Regions from separate parts of the Homo sapiens genome. Here region 1 is linked to region 2. Evidence: chromatin contacts called from ENCODE Hi-C or POLR2A ChIA-PET data. All regions are on one chromosome and are shown on one strand. Each heading gives the region's core, a stretch centred on a gene start or an enhancer-like site at or near the end of the contact. The rest is flanking DNA. Distances are from core to core; before and after follow the strand shown.

What was found. Hi-C counts contacts between places; a loop is a spot of excess contacts on that map. ChIA-PET counts read pairs that join two places held with the same protein, here RNA polymerase II (POLR2A). Pooled maps may share reads with other maps.
Region 1: a loop to region 2 is called in a map of transverse colon, with 2.8 times the contacts of the local background. The contact joins the enhancer-like site here to the promoter of LINC01944 in region 2. A Hi-C loop is called at or near these places in 2 of 168 maps with a recorded cell type or tissue (sigmoid colon and transverse colon) and 4 of 50 pooled maps. POLR2A ChIA-PET finds 5 or more read pairs at or near these places in 2 of 52 experiments (MCF 10A and OCI-LY7).

What each region holds. Positions count from the first base shown.
Region 1 is chr5:172,523,040-172,529,138 of GRCh38, reverse strand. All of the region lies in intron 1 of LOC105377727 (a long non-coding RNA gene), which reads right to left. Among named protein-coding and RNA genes, the nearest start is that of LINC01944, 33 kb to the left of the region's middle. Within about 2 kb of position 4,429, at least 3 of the 41 ENCODE cell types and tissues checked have a DNase peak (open chromatin) inside an H3K27ac peak, as active enhancers do; they include transverse colon, where a contact is called at or near this core.
Region 2 is chr5:172,556,453-172,562,360 of GRCh38, reverse strand. LINC01944 (long intergenic non-protein coding RNA 1944) reads left to right here and starts at 3,347. Exons shown (of 3, transcript NR_146726.1): 1 at 3,347-3,422; 2 at 4,266-4,494; 3 at 4,859-5,636.

The DNA of each region.
Region 1 (6,099 bases), core at 3,180-5,679, 34 kb after region 2:
GCAAAGTTAAGTCATTTGATTTAACTTTTCTACAGCTTGGAACTGGTAGAACCAAGATTTGAACTAAATTCATCCAATGAAAGATCTCTCATTTTTAACTAATACAGTCTATTGCCTGGTAACACATTAAATATGCACTTCAATTATAAGATGCATTCTAATTTCAGAAACATAAACTCCCACACCATTCTAAAATACAGTATATACATACTAGTTTTCACTCTGGGAATTTGCTGGTGGGGCACTGCTGGCAAAAAAAAAAAAAAAAAAAAAAAAAAAGATGGAGTCATTTTCAAGCTTAGAAGCCAAGTTTCTCCTAAGCCAAAAATATTTCCATTAAATTCCTGTCATAGTGCCTGAAATTCCCACCATTCCATCTCCTTGCATTAGGGCATTCTATCCTCAGAAGTCCCTTGTGAAAGTGTGAACATGTTACTTGACAAGACAGTCAAAAGCATATTTTCTTCAATTGTCCAAAATATTCCCCCAGGAACTTCTTCTCCTGGTAACAAATCTTAGCCCCGTTTCCCATAAAGGCAGCACGTGATTCAGTCTGGACCAATCTTAGCATTCCATTCCCCTGGCCACTGACTGGTCCAGAGAAGGACATGTGACCCAAAGCGGGCCAATCAGAGATCTTCTCTGGGATTTTTTTTCTGACAAGATTTGCAGGAGAAACTCTTCTTGTCCCTTGGGCCATGGACCTGGAAGGGTATGAAGCCACAGAGCCCAGAGCTAGAGCCAAAGCCAGAGAAAAGGGCAAAGCTGGGAGTAGCGAGTGGCACATGAGGCCCTAAGACCAGCTCCATTCCCAGCCTTTCCTCAGACTGGCTATGAGGAGCCAATAATATCTTTTGGCGTAATCCCATTTGAGTTTGGTTTCTGTTCCTTGCAAACAACCTCACATCAGTTGGCTCCTACTGACACAAGCTCCTGAAATGGCAGAACACTGGACAGATAAATTTAGGAGAAAGGGAAGATATCAGGCATGGGCTTGAGGGGGGACAGGGCTGGAGGAGTGGACAAGACCAGGGACAAACCAAGCAGCCTCTCTACAAACTTTTGTGAGAACCTCAAAGCCAAACAGCAAGAAGTTCCATCAGCTAAAACCAGCTCCTCTACCAGCAGGTGTGATAAATGTGCAGGGTAACTTTCTTAAATACCTTCCCCTCTTTCCTATTCCATATGAAACAAGCATTCGTTGCAAGCTCCTTCTCTTTGAGCAGAAGCCCTGGAGTGAGGACACCTGGTCCAGCTCAGTTGCGTGCCCTGGATCCAACCACTTCCCCTCTTCAGAACTCACCGGAAAAACAGGAATAATGACTGCTTCCTTCCAGAGTCATTACCAGGATGAAGCAAAATAGCACACTGATGCGTTACACCCCAGGAGACTCTCAATATGTGGAGGTCATTTGGAGAGAAGGTTTCTCTCTAGGAAAGCTATCCCAGACACACAGAATGGGTGTGGGGAGCAGAAAAGTGCACAGGCTGACCTGAGACAGGTTCAGCCCAGCACCACAGAGTTGGGAGGTGTGTATTTTCTTATTTTCTGTATGCTTGATGCTCTGGCATCTGTGGCCCCACTGAGGGAGGAGAGACTGCCCTTCCCAGGGCTAGCCAGTTTTTAGAAATAGCAAACAAGTGTGCCTTCCTTACAAGCGTCCCTTCCATATGCATGTCAATCAATTTAGCCCAACTGGACTTTATCTTTTTTCCAACTACCCATCAAACTCTTCCCATATCAAGCCCCTTCTTCCCATATCCTCCTGCCCTAATCAATCCAGGGCCGAGTATCAGACTATGAGAGGCAGTCCCTACACCTGGGAGCCCACTGAAATTATTCAAACCGGCCAGTCCTAAACCTGCTTAACCTGTCTCACCCATTTTTTCCCATGGAAACCACAATCAATACTTTTGGACAACCCCTTCCCTCACTCCTTCTACCTCCTGCTGAACCTTGGCGCTTCCCCATGTGGCCTTGCACGGCGTGCGATGCCTCCTGTTTCTAGGGACCTAGAATGCTTTAAACAATTGCTTTTGCAAATTAAGACAATTTATAATATCCCGTGTGGAGGAAGGGGCGGAGAGATAGGTACTCCGGTGCCCTGCTGGAAGTTGTGTAAGTATAAACACTTCGTCCTTCGTGACAGTCGTGGGTCTTACCATACCTAATTTAGACAAATCCTGGGTACGTTTTAAAACAGAAGGTGTAAGTTCAAATCCCACCTGCCCTACTGCTCACCTGCAGTGGGACTAGGCCAAGCATTTCCTCTCTCTGAGCCTCAGTTACTGTATTGAGAAAAATAAGGGCAAGAATCATAACCACTTCGTGTGGCTCTTGGGAGGAATCATGGAAACCAGGAACAAAAGAAACCCCACACACTGTAAGCTTGAAACCACTGTGTCCGTATGAGCTAGTATTATGTAAGACTTCACCAGGAAAAGGGAGCAGCCCTGCTGAGCACAAGGAACAGGGGAGGCTTCAGGTTAAGGCCATAGATCGAGATGGGGCCCCATAGGTAGAGATGGTTAAGGCCATAGATAGAGATGGCCCCATAGATAGAGATGTTTAAGGCCATGGATAGAGATGGCCCCACAGATAGAGATGGTTAAGGCCATAGATCGAGATGGCCCCACAGATAGAGATGGTTAAGGCCATGGATAGAGATGGCCCCATAGATAGAGATGGTTAAGGCCATGGATAGAGATGGCCCCATAGATAGAGATGGCCCCACAGATAGAGATGGTTAAGGCCATCGATAGAAATGGCCCCATAGATAGAGATGGTCATGGTTAAGGCCATACATAGATTGAGATGGCCCCATAGATAGAGATGGTTAAAGCCATAGACAGAGGTGGCCCCAGCGGGAACACACCCCTGATTCCTTCACTACCAGGGAGCAGAGCAGCCACCGAGGAAGACAGGAGAGTTCTCAGCCACGCAGAGAGGACCACAGGACCGGGAAGCAGCAGCCCCAAAGTGGAGCCCCCAGTCTGTTCACCAAATTCCTCTTATCTGCCCTGGCCTGGCTGAGGAGTCCACAAAGGGAGCGGGGCTCAGGGAGAGAAAATAAAATCAGGCTCCAGAAGGGATACCTCAAATCCCAGGATTTCAACAGCCAAAGAGAAACACAGACACTTAGCTTTGAGCATTCCTGGCTCTTCCCTGCTAATGCTTTAAACAATTGCTTTTGCAGATTAAGACTATTTATAATATCCAGGGTGGAAGAAGGAGCAGAGAGATAGGTACCCCAGTGCCCTGCTGGAGTTGTGTAAGTTAATATGCCTTAAAGTGGCAGTTCCGCATTGAGTATCCAAAGTCCAAAAAGGGCATGTTATTCTTTGGCCAGCAATTCCACTCTTAGAATTTATCTTAAGGATTTACTCAGACAAGTGCACTAAGATGTATATACAAGGATATTCATCACAGTGTTGTTTATAACAGCAAAATACTGGAAATGATCTAAATATCCATCAATAAGGGATTGTCTAAATGAAGTGTTACATCCCTACTATGGAATGCCATGCGGCCTTCTAAAAAAGATGTTGCAAATTTACTTTTGTTGACAGTGGAAGATACCCATCATATGTTGTTGAGTGAAAAAAAAAATGGGTTGCAAAATAGCACATATAGCATGAGCATGTTTCTGTCAAATTATGCACATCTCTAAATCTACATGTAAATATGCAGATTGGAGGGATGATACCAAAATGAAGACTAGTTGTCTCTGGATAGTACGACTGGGGGGCATTTTTGCCTTCCTCTTTATACTTTTGTACTGTAACAAGATATAGACCATTTCATTCAGCACGGTTCCTAGAAAGCGGCTTCTTAGCCTTGGGATTGGAAAATTCTTCCTCGTAGGAGACTGCCCTGTGCATATTATAGGATGTTTAGCAGATCCCCAATTTCTACCTGCAAATACCAGTGGCACTTCCCTAACTCCAGCCCCCATTGTGACAATAAAAAACGTTTCTGGACACTGCCAAATGTCCCTGGAATACAAAATCATCCCTGATTGAGAACCACTGTCCCAGAGTAAGGAGAAGGCAGACTAGATGACAAGGCTGCTCCCAAGAAAAGACTTGGAAAGAAAGATTAGACCACATTGCCCTACAACTAACAAGGAAAGAGCCCGGGGCAGTCTGGGGAATGGGATTGAGCAAGATGGCAGAGGGCCAGATGGCACTTGACTCTATTACCCCTCAAGTCTTTGGTGGAGTTCAAAATCCTGAGAATCTTGAGCAAGACAGGTGTGCTGTGAAAATTGTGATAAGGCCAAACCAAGATGGAAGGCTTGGGTGCGGAACAGGCTGGTAGGGGATCAGTAGGAACTTGGTGGGAGCTGGCGGCATCTGGGAGGCTGCAGACACACATGGGCTGTGCCCCGGAGGCTTGAGGCTGCTGACACAGAGTCAGAACAGCACGCTAAGCCTTCACTAGCTCCATGCCTTACTCCTCTTTAGTTGTCATGTGCGATTGTTGTCTCCATCCAAAACAGGGCTGTCTGGAGTTTGTCAGGGCTTTGTGCCCACAATAGGTCTCTGAAAAATAAAAATTACTAGCATTTATTTAAGATTGTAACCACATGCCAGGCACTATTCAGAGACTTTTTTTTTTTTTTTTTTTGGGAAGGAGTCTCGTTCTGTTGCCCGGGCTGGAGTGCAGCGGCACGATCTCGGCTCACTGCAACCTCCACTTCCCAGGTTCAAGCGATTCTCCTGCCTCAGCCTCCCAAGTAGCTGGGACTACAGGCGTGCAGCACCACACCTGGCTAATTTTTGTATTTTTAGTAGAGATGGGGTTTCACCATATTGGTCAGGCTAGTCTTGAATTCCTGACTTCGTGATCCACCCGCCTCTGCCTCCCAAAGTGCTGGGATTACAGGCGTGAGCCACCGTGCCCAGCCCCAGAGACCTTTTAAAGCTATTACTTGTGTAATCCTCACAGCAGCTGTATGAGATATCATGACCACTCCCAGGTTACAGATAGGGAAACTGAGGTGTGGCCACTTAAAGTAAGTCAGCCAAAGCCCCCTAACTAGTATGAGTGAGAACTGGGTTTCAATCTGGCTCCAGAGCCTATGGTCTTTACCACTTCACTATTCTGTACCTGAAGAAGGGCCATGGGGCCCCAAAGCGAGAATGACAACATTCCCGACCACTGTGCTGAACTGCCTCTTTAATGCCAACACCTGCCATTAGTCCAGTGCCCCACACATGCCCGTGCAATAGAAGGTAATTTACATATACTATTTTTATTCCTCACAACAGCCATAGGAGACAAGCACTATGACTACTACTCTCATTTTACAGATGGGGAAACTGAGGCTGGATTCCCTGTCCTTTGTGCTAACTTGGTGGCCCTTTGATCCCCATGTTGCAATTTATCATGCATCTGTATCCCATCTGGTGGCAAGGGCTGTGCCTGACTCTCCTCTCACCCTCGGTGCCCAGCACTGGAAGTACGACACTGCAGTCTGTGCTCATCACTTTTTTGTGCGCCCAACATCAGAGCCCCTTCCTGGGTTTGAAGAAACAGCCACTGTGTAAGTCCTATTGAGCACCACCTCTCTCTACGGAAGCCGAACAGGCCAGACATATGTTTTCCTGGCCCCTGAAATTCAGCCAGCCTGTCCAGTGACTCCATCTGGGACACAAACATGTATGCAAGACAGAAAGAAGCAGAAATCCTTCCTATTTCATCACAGAGTTGGTGGCATCTGGGACCTTGAGTACTGGGCTGCAGCAGAATGGAGTTGCAAGTCCAGTGGACCAGTGGCCAGTGGCAGCCAGGACAGCAGTAGCAGTGTTCTAATCAGATCTGAGGATGACGTCTCTGTGTGTCCTTGGCTCACCAGCCTCTCCCTCAGTCCTTCTACAAGCTGCCAAGCCAGGATCCTTGCAATAAACCCTTTTTTTGCACAAGTCCAGATTGATTTCTGTAATAACAGTTGCAAATATGCAACTAAGATCCTAATGCTAATCAAGAGTAAAAAAAGAAGAGAGGGCAGGAAGAAAGGAGATAATGCAGGAGAGCAGGAGGGAGGGAAGCCATGCATCACTTTCACCCTGTAAGAATCACTACGTCGGCCAGGC
Region 2 (5,908 bases), core at 2,098-4,597:
ACTCTATGCATGACACGTTATAGGGAAACGGTCTCTCCTGCCCACTGCCCATGGGGTGTAGACTGAACCAACCATTTAGGAGAGCAATTCGGCATATCCAATAAAATGGAAAATGTACATATTCAAAAACCATAGTAGACTGCAAAAAATGGCCCCAATTCCTCCCCTCCCTGTGTTCATACCCTTTGCAATGTGACTTGCCACTCTTCCTATCAAGAAGTGAGTTTTCCAGTCTGAGCAATAATGAGACTTCCATTCTACAAAAAAATTTACAAATTAGCCAAGCGTGGTGGTGAACACCTGTAGTCCCAGCTACTCAGGAGGTTGGGGTGGGAGGATCACTTGAGCCCAGGAGGCAGACTGTAGTGGATTTTATTTTCCCATCTGTTGAATCTGTGGGGTCTCCTGATCTGCTTTGGCTGATAGAATGGAGCATGAGTGATGGTGAGCCAGTTCTAAGCCCAGACTTCAAGAAGCCCTGAGTAATTCCACTCTCTCTCAGGCCCCTGTCCCCACCACGGGAATGAACCCAAGCCAGTCTGATTGAGGAAGAGAGGCCACATAAAGCAGAGATGAGTTTCCCAGCTAAGACCATCCAAGACCAGCCAGCCCCCAGCTGACCCGCCAGCCAGCCCTGAACACATAAGTAACACTCAGCTGTGATCAGTTAAGCTGAGGTCAGATCAGCAGAACTACCCAACCAACAACCAGTTGACTGATGAGAATAAACGATTGTTGTTTTAAGCCATTAAATCTTGAGTTGTTTGTTACACAGTATTGTTGTGGCAATAGATAACTGATACAAAACCTTGATGGTTCCACTCCTTGGAATCTGCCTTGAGAAACACACACATATCAGCAAAGAAAGCAAGGACAAGGATGTTTGTTGCACCACTGCAACAACAAAACACCACGAGCAAACCTAAGTATCCAGCAGTAGGAAAATTGATTCATAAACTATGATTCATCCTTACAATGGAATTCTAACCAACAAAAAGAACAAGGCAGATCAACATGTACTGACATGGCAAGACCTCTAAGAGAGTTTGATGATTGGGAAAAGCAAGCTGAAGAATGATTTGTACAGCATTTTATCATGCATGTAAGAACACACCCATAAAAACATATACTGGATATTTGTGATGGGGGGGACATGTCTGCAAATATAAAGAAGGGGCTGGGCGTGGTAGCTCACGCCTGTAATCCCAGCATGTTGGAAGGCTGAATCAGGCAGATCGCTTGAGCTCAGGAGTTCAAGACTAGCCTGGGCAACATGGCAAAACCCTGTCTCCACAAAAAAAAAAAATTAAATTAGTTGGACATGGGGCACGCATCTGTGGTCCCAACTGCTTGGGAGGCTGAGGTGGGAGGATCACTTGAGCCTGGGAGCTGGAAGTTGCAGTGAGCTGTGATCGCACCACTGCACTCCAGCTTAGGCCATAAAGCAAGACCTTGTCTCAAAAAACTAAAAATAAAGAAGGATCTCTGAGAAGAAACAAGGGGTTATAAAGGGATCCCTCAGTGCATTCATGGGAGTCTCAAGTCTTACATAAGACATTTTTCCTATTCTTGCAAGATGAATACATTTATGTATATTACTCATGTAATAAACCATTCCAGTTTTAAAAGTTAGGTTAGGAGAGGTAGGGATAATGGCACATGATCCTCTAATCCCCTCCCAAATTTCCAAGGTCTTCTCATGGGAGTGTCAAGGCCTTGGTTCAAGACTCCCCACATTTCATTTTCAAAATCCCATATGAGATGCAAGCCTGTGAAAAGATACTTAACATTATTAATCACCGGAGAAATGCAAATTGAAACCACAGTAAGATACCTACTAACCCCTACTAACAACATGGCTAAAATTTAAAAGATTTCCAATATCAAGTGATGGCAAGGATATGGAGTAACTAGAACTCTTAGACATTGCTGATGGGAGTGTAAAATGTACAGCCTCTTTGGGAAAAGACTGGAAGTTCCTTATAAAACTAAACATACATTTATAATATGCACTAATAACTCCACTGATATTTACTCTCCTGGTATTTACTCAAGAGAAATGAGAGCATATGTTCACCCAAAGACTGGAAACAACCTAAAATGGTTATTAGTAAATGAATGAGTAAATTAATTGTGTCGTGTCCACATAAATGCAATACAACTTGGCACTAAAAAGGAATGGACCCGGCCGGGTGTGATGGCTCACGCCTGTTATCTCAGCACTTTGGGAGGCCCGGGGGGGGTGGATCACTTGAGGTTGGGAGTTCGAGACCAGCCTGGCCAATATGGTGAAACCCTATCTCTACTAAGAATACAAAAATTAACCGCGTGTAGGGGTGCACGCCTGTCATCCCAGCTACTAAAAATACAAAAATTAGCCAGGCGTGGTGGTGGGTCCCTATAATCCCAGCGACTCGGGAGGCTGAGGCAGGAGAATTGCTTGAACCTGGGAGGCGGAGGTTGCAGTGAGTCGAGATCGCGCCACTGCACTCCAGACTGGGCGACAAAGCAAGACTCCATCTCGAAAGAAAAAAAAAAAAAGGAATGGACCTGTGATTCACTCAGCAATGTAGGTGAATCTCAGAAACATTTCGTGGCATGAAAATAGCCTGATGCCAAAGAGTCCATCCTAGGTGATTTCATCCATATAAAATTTTAGAAAAGGTGAAACCAACACATAGTGACAGAAGGCAGATTAGTGATTAGTTAGGGCAGAGTGGGTATTGACAGATGGGGCAAGAGGAAATGTTATTGGAGAGATTCTAAATCTTGATGGGGGGGGGTGATGATTTTTTGGTTTTGTGGGTTTTGTAGGTTTTTAGTAGGTTTATCCAAACTGTGAATTTTATTGTACGTGGATTATATCTCAATAAAGCTGAGAGCGTGCAAAAGACTTTATTCCTTCCAGCCAGGTCCATGGGTCCCAGCACTGCTGCCTCCTTAACTGGTTGCAAAACAGAAACCGGCACTCTCTCTCCTCTCTCCTTTCTCAGGTTCCTGGGCCAGTCTCCCAAGACAGTGAGTAATTAGCCGCGAAAGAGTCTTGGATGTGAAGCCAAAAACAACAGCAGTGTCACATCAGATGCTGAGACATCTCCAGCTAAGAGCTGAGCTCAGCCCCCACCCGCCCCCTCCACCCCCCAGCCGCAGCCACCAGCAGAAGGAAAACAGCCCCGTGCGGCTGAGTTCAACCAGGGCTGCCTTTCTCCACCGTGTCCGCCATTCTGGTCTCGTGCCGCAGCAGGCATTGCTAGATGATTGCCGTCATGGCTCATACTAACAATAAATAGGTCCTCCCGGGGACCCACCACCCAAACTCCTTGTGCCGGGAACAGCTACTAAAGGGGAGGCCCTTTCCATATTCCGCTTCATTCTCCCCTCCTGGCGTGCCTCAAGGAACGACCACTGTCCCCAGGTTACAGGTGAGGAAGCCGAGGCTCTGAAATATGACTGCGCCAAGTGGCCAGAATCTCGAGCAGCCTGACTGCCTCCCGCCCCAGCCCCTGGAGGCCTCGAGTCCTCCTTTACAGAAATGCCTCCCACCCCCAGCCCAGTTCATTCCAGCAGCCTCCGAGCTCCCCCTTCTCCATCCCTCCCTGCGGTCTGAGCCCTGCCTTCCGAGCCCTGCCTTCCCAGTGTGGAAGGGGAACTGGGTGGGGTAAGGCACCTCTGTTTTCTCACGAAAAAGTCCCTCTCTAGGGCGGAGGCCCTTGAAGAAGAAGGAAAGGCTGTGGGGATTGATGGGCCCCTGGAGGACTGTCATGGGGGGTGGGTGTCTGCAAGTCCAGAGGCACATCCTGCCCCCTTTCAGGGGCCTCTGGTGTGGGGTCTGGAAGTGAGTGGCTGGTGCAGGCTGTGGTCTTCCTGCTAAGCCACTAGGGCTGCTGGGGCCATAGCCTCCAGAGCCTGCTCACAACTGGTCTACTCAGCCTCCAGTCCAAGCCGCTGAGCACAGATCTCAGGGCCCTGCACGTTCTGGGCCGTGCCTCCTGACATCTGAGATGAGAACGAGCCCTCCAGGAGGTCCCATATGATGTGCCCCTGTGACCTGCATTGTCTGGAGGCAGTAGACCCAGTAGTTGGTGACCAGGAGTGAAAATCTGAACAGTCTCCTGTGTGTCCCTGGGCAACTTGCTCAACCTCACTGATCTCTGAAAATGGGCACGATAATAGGACCTGGGTGGTTGAGAGTACACCACAGGACCACATGTGCCTTTCTTGGCCCACACTGGTCCTTCTGCCTGGAATTATTTTCCACTTGTCAGGTGCTTCTTCACCCCAACAAGGCTCAATCAAGTGTGTTCTTCTCTGGGAAGCTGCAGACATCTGACCCCAGGCCACAGAGTCATACCCAGTCTGGCTCCCACAGCCCTCCCAGGCTGTCTGGTGTCAGTGCAGTGCTGTGGATGGGAACACACCTCTACCATGTTGAGCTGCTCTGAGGTTTAAATGCGTTACTGCTAATTGGGATCTTGGAACAACTCCTGGTGCATAGTGAGTACTCAAGAAAATGTGATGTCTCTTTATTCTCTTAGCAACTTTTGTCCTGGGTGAAAGTTGTCTGCCCTCCTCACCGGCCTGCAGGCTCTTCTAGGGCAGGATGGGGCTTGGTTCCTGTCTGCATCTGGTGAATCCCCTGACACACATTAGGTATCCTTACTCAAGGGAAGAGGGGCTTGCCTTTGGGACGGGGATGATGAAACTCAGCAGCCTTTGCAGGGTTTGTGATTTAGCCTGTGTCATTTTTGTGTGTCAGCGTAACTCTGGCTTGGCTTAGCTCTGTCAAACTCTGTGGGATAAGAAGAGCAGAGCATGAACCTGAAAACACACCCCAACCCCAAATTATTTCTGTTTCCAGGACACACACAGGACAGACTGGAATAAATACTGGTGGTTTATCACAGGAAGGCTGGCCTCAGCTTGGGAGAGTAAGCGTGCATGCATACACAGCCAGCTGATTTATTGTGACCCGAGCCAAGCACTGAACAGAGCGAGGCCATTTATCTACTTGGTTGGAGGAGAGGTCAAGAGAGAGAAGTCAGAGATTAAGCTAAATAGTTCAGTGCCTTTGTTAACTCCCGGGGCGTCTCCTCTGCGCGGCTTGTGTTCCCAGGGAATACTGTCATGAGCTCCACAGGGAAGACTGGACTCCTTCTTGGGGAGACAGCCCTGGCCCCAGGGAGCAGCGTGGCCAAGGACATTCTCAGCCTCTTGGGGTTGCCAAAAGGGAGCAGAAGCAGGAGGAGGGAGGGGGGGAGCTGGGAGGAACACCCCATCGTGGAAGACCTGCTGCCAATGCGGGGCTGCAGTCCCAGTCTCTGCCGCCACCAGACCCTGGTCAGGAGACATCACAGACAGGCTCCCTTCTCCCGCCTTCATTCAGGGCTCTGCTCAAACAGCCCATTTGCAATAGGACTTCCTGCAGTGTCCTAGTTAAATACCCCAACCCATGCCCCCATCGTACGCTATCCCTTCCCCTGCTTTATGTTTCTTCATGGTGCTCAGCACCCTGACATATCTATGTCTGTATTTGTTTACTTATTGTTGGGTCTGTTTTTGAATGAAGTGCTATGTCTGTGGTGTAAAGTCCAACATGTGGCAGATTCTAGGTGCTCAATAAATATCTATTCAGTGAATGACGAATTGTTGCTAATAGTTTACAACTGCTGAATATGTGCCTAGATAAGCTTTGTAGATCTCACTGTATATAACACCTCAACAGTACCATGCTGTACATACTGTCCTTAGGCTCAGAGAGGCGAAGTGGCTTGCCCATGGCCACACAGCTGGAACCAGATTCAAACTCACCTGGCATCAGGGCCTGAGCTCTCAGCCACTCTCCCAAGAGAGGACATGGCCATGGACTTGTTTAGAGAAGGATTAGTCACGCCCCAGCCCAAGGCATCCT